2 separate regions of the Mus musculus genome follow, and region 1 is linked to region 2. A link is a loop called in an ENCODE intact Hi-C map of the cell type or tissue named here. Cell type or tissue: left cerebral cortex. All regions are shown on one strand. Links, peaks and the distances in the headings refer to the core of each region. The heading gives the core; the rest is flanking DNA. Region 1 holds the start of Flacc1 (flagellum associated containing coiled-coil domains 1). Region 2 holds the start of Orc2 (origin recognition complex, subunit 2).

Region 1 (5,378 bases), core at 129-5,128, 190 kb after region 2:
GCGTGCGGGCACGTGTGCAGATGTATGTGCATTCGGGCGTGTGTGTGTGCGTGTGTGTGTGTGTGTGTGTGTGTGTGTGCGTGTGTGAGTGTGTGTGTGTGTGTATGTTTAGACATGTGAGGATATGTGTGTGGATGTATGTGCGTGTGGGCACGTGTGTGTGTTCCCTTCTTTTCTTCCCCTGTCTTATCTCCCTGGTGTTTCACTCACAGCCGGAAGTTGTCGCTGAGTGAGCAGAGCTTTAGAAAGGGTGGGTTTTCAACAAGCGGCTGGAAACTCTTCCCAAGATCTTACTTTAATTCTTTCAAAGATTCATTGGCCTTGTGGTCCCTTCCCAGGTTGTGAGTCTTAAAGAAACCATAATGTTTTAGGGAAACTCAGGGGTCATTTCTCACCCAATCAAGGTGTTTCAGAACTCATGGTTGCTGTGTTTATTCCCAAGTGGTTGAGATGCCAAGGCAGAAATCTCCAGACTGCCTTGAAGACTTGCAAACCCAGCCAGTGGTGTTTAGAAGGGTTCCGCGGCCATCCACCCCAGGAGCTTCCCTTAGAAGACAGTTCAGTTGTCCCCAGTTATTACCTGAAAGTCCCTTGAGGAGGAATTCACCCTCTAGCTAGTCCTTTGACTGAGCCTGACTTGTGCCCCAGGATGGTTTGTTTCTTTTATCACTATGGAAACCCAATGGCGGCACCTCATTGGCCCAAAGCTCTCTGTTCTTCCCAACAGAATGTTGGGGAAGCAGCCAGTTAAACTGTTAAATCTTCACACTCAAGTCAGATCCTCAACAGCAGGGAATACATATAAGAGTTCCAGTATCACATGTGAGGCCCTAGAAGCTTAATTTCCACAACAGTAGACTTACTGCGGGACCACTAGGCTTTATGGACACATGGCCACAGTTCCTGGATTTTTGTAGTTGATTTTAACTTCCTCCGTTTTTCAGAAACCTAGAACTAACTACAGTGGGCACTTCCTTCTTTGAAGCTCAGCCTTTGAGACCTGTGGCAATCCACAGAAACGATGAAATTTTTAGCTACCTGTGCGGTTTTAGTTTTCCCCTAGGCGAAGTTGATCTTGCTAAATAAAGCAAAACAAAAAAGACAAAACAACCAAACCAAAAAAGTGCTGGCTTATTCATTTAATTTTAATACAACTCACTAAAAGACACACATTTTATACTGAAGGTTCACAAACAATACTCTATTGTTTACTATTCTGTTTTTCTTTTATAAATCAAGACTGATTGTAATCCATTAGATTGGCTTCCTGGTCCTGTGATGGTTCACACTTCATAGTTTACAAAAGCTGGAAGTTCACAAGCCTCCTGTATCCTCTGAATGCCAGTGCAGCTAGGCACGGGGTGCGACCTCAGTCCTGTGCTCAGTGGAGCAGAAAGAAAGGCTAATGGACAGAGAAGAGCTGAAAAATGTTACCTTAAGAGACTCAATTGCAGGCAGATTTCTGAGTTCAAGGCCAGCCTGGTCTACAGAGTGAGTTCCAGGGCAGCCAGGGCTAAACAGAGAAACCCTGTCTCAAAAAACCAGAGAGAGAGAGAGAACAAGAACTTCAACCAGAGAAGTTATCTGACTAGATTTACATGTAAGATAGACCATGTCAACCAAAGCAAAGAAACAGGAGGAAGAGCCGTAGTATGAGACAGAGAAACCATGTAGAAATATCTTAGAGGCCTGATGAGCCTTAGATGTGGGCCAGCAGTGGCGATGACCAGAAGACAACACAGGCTGGGACGTGAGAGGGAGGGAAGGAGAGGCATTCAACTCCTGAGTCTCCAACTCCAGTGGCTGAACTGCTGTTAGTGCAGCTCACTGGTTGGACTATGTTGGGGATGAACAGATTTGAGAAGAGACTGTCCATTCTGTTTTGGACATTCGGAGGCCCCAAGGGGACACCTGACTGGTGATGTCTACTGGAGAATTTATCAGAAGTCCCATACGTTCAAAGACGACTCTAAAAACGGATTTAGTGATTGATTGAGGGAGTGGGTGAACATGTAGGCGACTGTGACGTGTAAGACAACCTGGAGGCAGTGTGGTCAGTAAGTGAGAGGACTCAGCCACAGGCCTGCTAACTGGCTTCTCTTATGCCATTAACACGAGGACAATAGATGGTGAAGGAAACTCCAGATGCTTGCTCACCTCAGGCATACATCAACCTGTTAGCGTCAGTTCAGTTGTTTCCCTGTGGTGGTCAGATAGAGGCAGGCTCTGTCACCCACTGAGCTACATGCCCAGCACTAATGCCATATTGAGATATCGGTACCTTCTACCCCAAACACCCACACCCCAATATACTCCAGCCTCAATACAGTTACACTTTTGTCAGCGCCAAAACAGCAGATGGGGCATGAAGTGAAGGCTTTCAAAGGGAAGTGGTATTCATGGTGTCTTTCCTCAAGGCATGGAGGGAACAAGGGCTAGCATTTTAGTAGGTTGGCCCTTGCTATCAGTCTTGGTTTGTGTGATGTTGCTGCCCTCCTGAGGTAGCAAATGCTATGAGCCTTGAGCAGCCAGGAGCTTTGCATTTAAAGTGTGACTGTATTTGCTGACTGTGTGAATGGACCCAAGAGGAAGAGTGTTCTCTTCAGAGGTGTGCAAAGATCTCCAGGGCACTCAGCTGCCACTGGCTGCTTTTTTTGTTTGTTTTTTTGTTTTGTTTTGTTTTTCGAGACAGGGTTTCTCTGTGTAACCCTGGCTGTCCTGGAACTCACTTTGTAGACCAGGCAGGCCTCGAACTCAGAAATCTGCCTGCCTCCCGAGTGCTGGGATTAAAGGTGTGTGCCACAACGCCCGGCTTTGCTTTTTGACTTTTGAGTTCTGACTTTAGGATGCTGTGCTAACCCTCTTGGACTCTCAGCTGCACCCGAAAGTTCCAACCAAGGAGCTGCAGAAATGTGAAAGCTCGTGCTCCTGTGATCACACCCAGAGGGACCACAGTTGGAGTTTCACTCCTCCATCTTCTCCACCTCACTCCCGACACAGCACAGGGAGGTTTTGGACAGACAGTCCCACATCGGTCTCCCAAATGTTGGGCTCACAGGCATCACCACAACTGGCACTTCCCTTCTTAAGAGGAAGGCTGACAGAGTTTGTATGCTTAGAGGGTTTGTGCTTTGTGTTGGCAGCAGGCAGGTCAGTGACAGAGACCACTAGGGCACGCAGGAGGGACTGGCAGTGCAGAGGAAGGGGAGCTGTGCAGATGCAAGTGTCCCACGACTTTTCTCTTTCTGCTCTTTCTTCTTTTAATGCTTTAATTTCTAATTGTACTTGCTAAAATTTATGGCCTATTATCAATAATGTCTGCACGTGATGTGACTATTTTGTTCCTTAATAATTTAGTGATTTCAGTGAAGTAAAAAAAATTAAGTTTTGTGAAATAATATTTGAGTTTATGTATTTTGCACTAACACCACATTCTTTGGCACACTTTGCGTGCTGAAAAAAAATTTTTTAGCTAATGCTGTTGACACCACTTGCCAGCCTGTTTAGAGAGTTTTTTAAATTTGAAACTGTTGTGGCATTCGGTCCTTCATATAAAACAATGAGAAAACAATACAATGCAAAGATGCTTGCAGATGTCAAACTTAATACAGTGAAGACAGAAGCCAAGTCGACGCCCAAAGCCTCCAATCTTTCTGGGTTTTTGGATGCATGGAATGTTGACTCATACTTAATTGTTAAAGAAAACACAAAGATAGTGAGACTGTTACCAACATCTTATGTCAAAAAGTAGAGTTTTAGCCCAGCATGGAGGTGCATGCCTTTATTTCCAGCCCTCACGAGGCAGGAGTAGGTGGATCTCTGAGAGTTCAAGGCCAATATAATCTACAAAGCAAGTTTCAAGCCAGTCAGGCCAGGAACCCTGTCTCAAAAAACATACACTCCTGCGCAGACACACACACAAAATATAGTTTCATACTTTGTTGTTTTTTAAACAAAATTTCAATTGTCCAATTTTGCCAATGAAGACTCAGAAGCCAGATGCTGGGGTGAGAGCCTGCAAGCTCAGAGAGGCAGAGAAAGCACCCAGCTGACCTTCTTTCTCAGCCCGTGTCCTGGCAGGAACCCTTACTTCTTAGGCCACAATTACTGTGCCGTGCTCCTTTGGATCCTGAAGCTGCCTTAGAGAAGTTTAGAGCCCTGCCTGTGAGCCTTTAGAAGTTTGGAGGAAACTCCCTGATGTCACATATTTGATTGACCCTGAAAGGTTGTCCTGTAACATGAAGAGCACATTTAAATAAAACAAGGTTCTAAATCAAGTATATTTTAAAAAGAAAGAAAAAAAAAGAATAAAAAATCTGCTTGACAAAGGAGAATGGACAGAACCAGCATTTAAAAGGCAAACAAAGAGAAATTGGAAAGAAAAATCCAGAAGATAGGGAGGGTCCCAGGAATCAACATCAGTCAATCAACCAGGCACGGTGACACATGGCTTTAATCCCTAATATATAATTAATTAATATGCTATTAATTATACACAATTATGAAACACATGCTCATAGTGTGTAATGATCAATTCAGAGTAGTTAGAAAATTCATCATCTTAAAATTTTACCATTACATTTAATTATTTATTCATTTTTGTGTAGAATTTAGGTCCAGTTTGATCTGTTACTATGTGTTATAATGCTAAATACTGGCCTCCATGGTCTCCTTGCCCCCAGGGGTGAATAGATCCTTGCATATACCAAGTGATGCTATGTAACCTTGACTCCAAGTTCTCCCTGACTGGTGAATAAAGATGCCTATAGACTGTAGCTGGGCAGAAGACATGGAAGGGGGACTTTGTTTGCCAGGCTTTGGGCCTAAGGCAGAGACCACACCCGAGAAGGGAGGGAGATAAGGAGAGCAGAGAAGGCACTGTGTGAAAACATGGCCACGAGGGCTGACTAGTTGGAGTTAAGAGAGTCCCAGACAGAACATGGCAAGTTATAACTCGGGGTTATTGACAGGGAAGTAGACAAAATAGCACAGAGGGTTGATATCTGCCCAGCTCTAGTGCTGTTAAGGCTTATTATAAACAAAAAGGTTTTTTGTCTTTTCTCTGGGAACTGAATGAACAAAGGTGTTAATTACTATTAGTCAATTAATCAATGAACTGATTGATAATAAAACAACACATCATTTATAATTTCATCAACTGATAATTAATACCCATGAATGATAATTAATAAAAATCAATTAATATTAACTACATTTTTGGTGTTTCAAGACAAGGTTAATCTGTGTAATATCTCTGGCTGCCCTGGACTCACTTTGTAGGCCAGGCTGGCCTCAACTTACAGAGATCTGCAACCTGAGTGCTGGGATCAAAGGTGTGAGCCACCACACCTGGATACCTTTAAAACTTTTAAGAATAT
Region 2 (5,378 bases), core at 185-5,184:
GCTAAATTTTTGTTTAATAACCAGCATAATTAAATGGCTTTTTCTTTTACCTTGTAAGGTGCTATGCATTCTGCAGCTTGAACATCCAGTGACCTGTAACTAGAAGTCAGTCAAGATCAGCTAGTAGGTGAAGGAAAGCACCCCTCCCAAAGTGAAGAGTTTTAACTAACAGCATGATGTGTAGATAATTATCCTCAAGAAGCTAAAGCTGCTATGGTGGCAAGAAGAGAACAAAAAAGTAATAGGCTAAAGAACGTCACACTGAGAAAACTGTCTAGACTGGTAAGAAGCAGGTTAGAGGAGAAAGCTAAGCACTCACTATGAATTTTGTTTTCTGCTGTAGTGTTGTTATGTAGCCAAGTTCAAACTTCTGCTTTTGCCTCTCAAGTGCTGGAATTAAAAGTGCCACCAAACCTAGCTCTTTACATGTATTCTCATTTAACCTTGGGAGCTCTAAGAGGTTATATTTTGTGGGGAAAAATAATAACTATTTCACTCACAGAGTCAGAACCATATCTAGCAAACCATACCCTTCTTGGGTCATTTCATAAATAATTTGAGTATATTAGACAAAATGTGTAATACATCTATATGATACCTATATGAAGAAACTTAACAATTTACACTTGAAAAACAGAGTTTTTGTTGTTTTAATACATTATGTAAGATACTATACCAGGCACCTTTAGATACCCCAGAAACCAAGTATGATTCAAGTACATTTTTGTGTATGTGTGCTATTACTCTACTTTATAAATAAGTAAACTTGTTGGTTAAATATTGAATGATTCACCAAAACTCACACAATTTAGAGACCCAGTTTTGACTGATTCTTAAATTCCTGATCAGTCGATTATATAGCTTGTTCCTTTTTCATTTATCTTGTAAAGTACTTCCTGCCACTGGATAAGAATCTTACCCTCTCTGAAAACTACTTATAACATGTCATCACAAAACAAAACATATAGCTTTGAACTTCCAGGCAATGAGAGGAGAGAAAGTGTGGGGGAGGGTCAGACTACAGAGAATATTATTATCTAATTTTCATTAGTAAAAGATAAATAATTCTTGAGAGTGAATTTTCAAGGACTCATAAAAATATTCTAGGTAACTAAATATTATCACAGGCCATTTCCCTAAGGGGGTTTATTGTGTACTTGTAAGTGCAGAGGTCAGAGGACAACCTCGGGAGTCAGTTGTCTTATTTTTTGAGACAGGGTCTCTCAATAGCCATGGACTTGTAGACTAGGCTGGTTGACCAGCAAGCCCTGGGAACCGCCTGTCTCTGCCTCCCTAAGACGGCAAGCTCCCTGCCACCATTTTTTTTTTTAAATGTAGGTTCTAGGGATTGAACTCAGGTTCTCATGCTTGCAAGGCAAGCACTTTACCAACTGAGCCATCTCTCTAATACCTGTTACATTTTCTTTTACTTTGTGTGTGTGTGTGTGTGTGTGTGTGTAACAATTATCTCATGAGTCCCAGACTGGTCTCCAACCATGTAGCCAAAGATAACTTTGAACTTCTGATTATGCCCCCACCTCCCATGTGCTAGATAGGTTACAGGCCTGTATCACTATCATTAGCATATGCAGTGCTGGGGTGGAGCTGTGGGCTTCCAGTGTGCTAAACCAAGCACTTCATCAACTGTATTACACCCCTAGTCCCTTAGTTTACTATTGTGAAGGTCTTACTTTATAATACAAGCCAGCTTTGAACTCATGACTTAGCAGCCTCAGTTTTAAGAGTAGTGGGATCATAGCTATGCCCCATTCCCAGATCTAGTATTTTAATCACTAGGTGAGCAGCCCTATATAGTCAAGGATAGCCACGAATCCTTGTTGTAAACGTGCTTAAACATTATGAGTGGTTTTTGCAAAATTTTCTGTAACTGTATTGTGATATTCTCAGCCACGAACTTTGTAAATGACAGCAACAAGGTATCCAAATGTCAAAAAGGCAGGGTATGCCTGTTCAGCCTCAAATGCATTTATACAACATCTCCGATTTTTAAGATATTTTATGTAATACAAACAAAATCACCTCAACTGAAATTCCTACCAAGACCTCCTAAGAGAATGTCCCCTTCTTTTCTGCAATTCCTCAGAAAAACACTACCTAACAGATACACAAGAAAACTGCAATCTGGGAGGCTGACTAGACAGCTCAGTGGCTAAAAGCACGTGTCCTGCAAGCGTCAGAATGGGAACTGAGATCCTTGTAGTCATTTAAAAGTTGAGGAGCACTCAGAACTGGGGAGGAGGAGAATGGGGTTCCCCGAGGCAAGCTGGTTAACCAACAAGGACCCGGTTAGAGTAAGACCCCGCCTCAGTTAAGAACGATCCAAAAAGACATCTAAAATTAACACACACTACCGGCACATATGCACCAACATCCACATGAATGCACATGCCCATAATCAACCAATGAAATGCAGATATCCACAGGGAGCATCTATAACGGATAGTGATTATCTGTAGGGCTAAAGGGTCAATTCTCTTCACAGTCAACTAACTACAAGGCAGCACCAAGTGTTGGCAGCCATGCACTTTCCTCTGGGAGTAAACACATTTTTCAAACCAAGCACTGCCCCAAGGAGACCTTTAGGGACACCCGGCCGGGACAACAGAACAGACTTCAGCAGTCGTTCCATCCCGCGATCCCTTGAGCTACATCCCTCCGAGTTCCTTCTCCTCTGGCAGAACACTGCCATTTTTGTTACAGTTCCTTTTCATTCTCTTCTCAAATAAAGGGCCGGGTTAGCCGGAAAGCAGGCACGGTCCGTGCAGGAGACTTCTCGCCACAGGACAGCCTTGGCTTTCGCAGACAGCGCCTCTCACCCAGGGGGGCTGCTCCCCAGCATCCTCCAGCCTGCGCCCGGCGGCCTCGTCATCTCCCGCCATGGTGGGCGAGCGGCAAGGCCACGGGTGTCGGGGGAAGCGCGCAGTGAGCCGCGGCTGCAGCAGGGCGCACTGGGACTCACCTCTCGAGTCCGAGCCGGCGGGAGGGAGAACGGCCGCGAGGCTCACTTGAGCCGCCAGCCAGGACTCCCGCCGCCGCGGAACACCCCAGAACGGCCCGGGGAGGCCAGCGTCTAGGGAAAGAGTCGACCGGTCCAAGCCGAACCTGCGCGCCCAGCAGGGCAAGGGAGCTGCGCGCAGCACACTGAATCCCCGGCCGCCGGTGGGCGGTGCCCTAAGAAACCAATGGGGAGCCGAGCCGCCCAGAGCGACGGCGCCGCAAGCCCGTTGACTCGGGCCATAGGCCCTCGCTCAGTCGGAAAACAGATCCCCCAACCAATAGTGGGTTCCCGGGCTTTCCTCATCTCTTCAGTTTCCGTTTCCGGGGGAAGGGACCGTGCGCGGAGCACGCCGGATCTCTGGAGAGACAAGTGTGTGCTAGCTGTCTGGAAGTTAAGGGCAGCGTCCCCGGTTGTACGGTTGGTTGGTGTTTTATGTCAATCTTAATATTGTTAGTCTAGCTGCTCTGAGGAAAAAAAAAAAAAAAAAAAAAAGATAATGAAGATGGATTCGCTTGAGGAACAGCGAATACCTGCTCGCATATGATGCAAAGGGATCTCAAGGGTTTGAGGGAGGGCGGAGCCAGAGCATGAACAAGAAAATAGGACCATACAACTAATGAAATAAAGACACGAAAAGGGGGCTTATACAGAGGAAATGAGAAGGAAAACGAGTGAATCTGGCTGGGATACATGAAAATATTTGTTTACTAACAGGACTACGTCATTTGGATTCGCTTATTCCGAACTTATCATACTTAGAACCAACAGTAAGAATACAATACTCAAGTAGAGGCACCTCTGAATAACTGAGCTTCTGGGTAATTGAACGAGAAGAAACTGAACATACAGTCTTGGGGAAAGTGCTAGAATAAGGCAGCTGAATACTTACTCATTCTTGCCAATGGATATAAACACACTGGCTATAAATGTGATGCCTAGAGAGCACAAATCCCAAAGTTCCAACCTTTGTATCATTTCATTGAGCTCTGAAAATCAAGCTCACAACTTGGGTTTGGTTCACTATCTTAACACCACCTTGTGGTTAGGTTTTTGTTTTTAACCATATCAAGGACCGTCCGGGGCTAGGCTGGTAACTGGGCTTCCAGGTGACCTGCCGGTGGTTTGCTTCTAGGTCTCATCAGAGCTACCTGGTGGCAAACTTCTATTGCACATGCATTGCGTTATTTCAAGTCATACAAAATGGTTTCCAAGTTACAGAGAATGATTTTTAAGTTATGTTCCTAACAGCAGGGCACAGGATTATATAATTATAAGACCAGAAGGAATCAGGAACACTTTCCTTAAAGGAAGAGATATGAAAACTAAGGCCTGAATTGATTTGAATTTTCTAGGAAGAAAAGCAAAATGAAAATAGATGAATAAAGTGTCAAAGTGTCAGATATTATGAATTACAAGTTGGTACTTAAGGGACTGGCCACATTTGTATTGAAAGATTATCTGTGGAATATAATAGTGGGAAGGAAGAAATGGAGTCAGACTTTTTGGGAGCTGTTTAGAACAGTGGTTCTCAATCTTCTAATGCTGGACCCTTTAACACTTCCTCATGTTGTGGTAACCCCTGATCATAACGTTTTTGTTTGTTTCTTTTTGCTACTTCATAACTGTAATTTTACTACTGTTATGAATCATAAATGTAAATATTTCTGGAGATAGGGGTTAGCCAAAGGGGTTATACTTCACAGGTTGAGAACCACTGGTTTAAAGATTCCAATTGAGAAATGTGAGGATACTTTACATACATCCGTATTTCACTTTTGTTGGACAAATTATTTAATCCGGACCCAAATTACTACCCACCTTTGATCATTTAGTTTCCGGATAAAACATACACACAACCTTTATAAACCTTAAACAGCACAAGAGCTGGGCAGATACCTACCCTCTATGCTATTAGAATCTATTTTCCTATAGATAACCCAAGTTATTACTTACTATGTTTCATCAATAGGAGGGAATTCATGCCAGGTACTGTTGAAGGGCCACAACTTGACAAGACAGACTCCATCTTGTAACCAGACCTCCATTTTATACACTAGGCCCTGTTCTCGGTTAAACTCTAATTTATTAAAAAACAAACAAACAAACAAACAAACAAAAAAACAGCTGGGTATGGTGGTGCACACCTTTGATCCCAGCACTCGGGAGGCAGAGGCAGGCGGATTTCTGAGTTCGAGGCCAGCCTGGTCTACAAAGTGAGTTCCAGGACAGCCAGGGCTAAACAGAGAAACCCTGTCTTGAAAAACAAAAAACAAAACAAAACAAAAAACAAACAAAAAACCCCCCAAAAAACAAAAAAAAAACAAAAACATACAAACAAATAAAAAACCTTTCCAGGAAG

The links. Peaks named below come from ENCODE experiments on the same cell type or tissue, not always from the same donor. Only the 100,000 strongest peaks of a DNase experiment are listed, where the experiment ranks them.
Region 1: a loop joins it to region 2, with 2.3 times the contacts of the local background. A loop is called at or near these places in 2 of 42 quality-filtered maps.

What each region holds. Positions count from the first base shown.
Region 1 is chr1:58,695,322-58,700,699 of GRCm38, forward strand. It overlaps Flacc1 (flagellum associated containing coiled-coil domains 1), which reads right to left and starts at 668. Exons shown (of 15, transcript NM_175370.5): 1 at 581-668. In left cerebral cortex, for the core only: a CTCF peak has its summit at 2,487 (motif pointing left); a DNase peak (open chromatin) is centred at 2,487.
Region 2 is chr1:58,501,792-58,507,169 of GRCm38, forward strand. It overlaps Orc2 (origin recognition complex, subunit 2), which reads right to left and starts at 3,318. Exons shown (of 18, transcript NM_008765.3): 1 at 2,981-3,318; 2 at 51-99. It overlaps Gm15834 (a long non-coding RNA gene), which reads left to right and starts at 3,325. Exons shown (of 4, transcript XR_865442.3): 1 at 3,325-5,378. In left cerebral cortex, for the core only: a CTCF peak has its summit at 3,143; a DNase peak (open chromatin) is centred at 3,263; H3K4me3 peaks cover 2,231 bases; H3K27ac peaks cover 609 bases.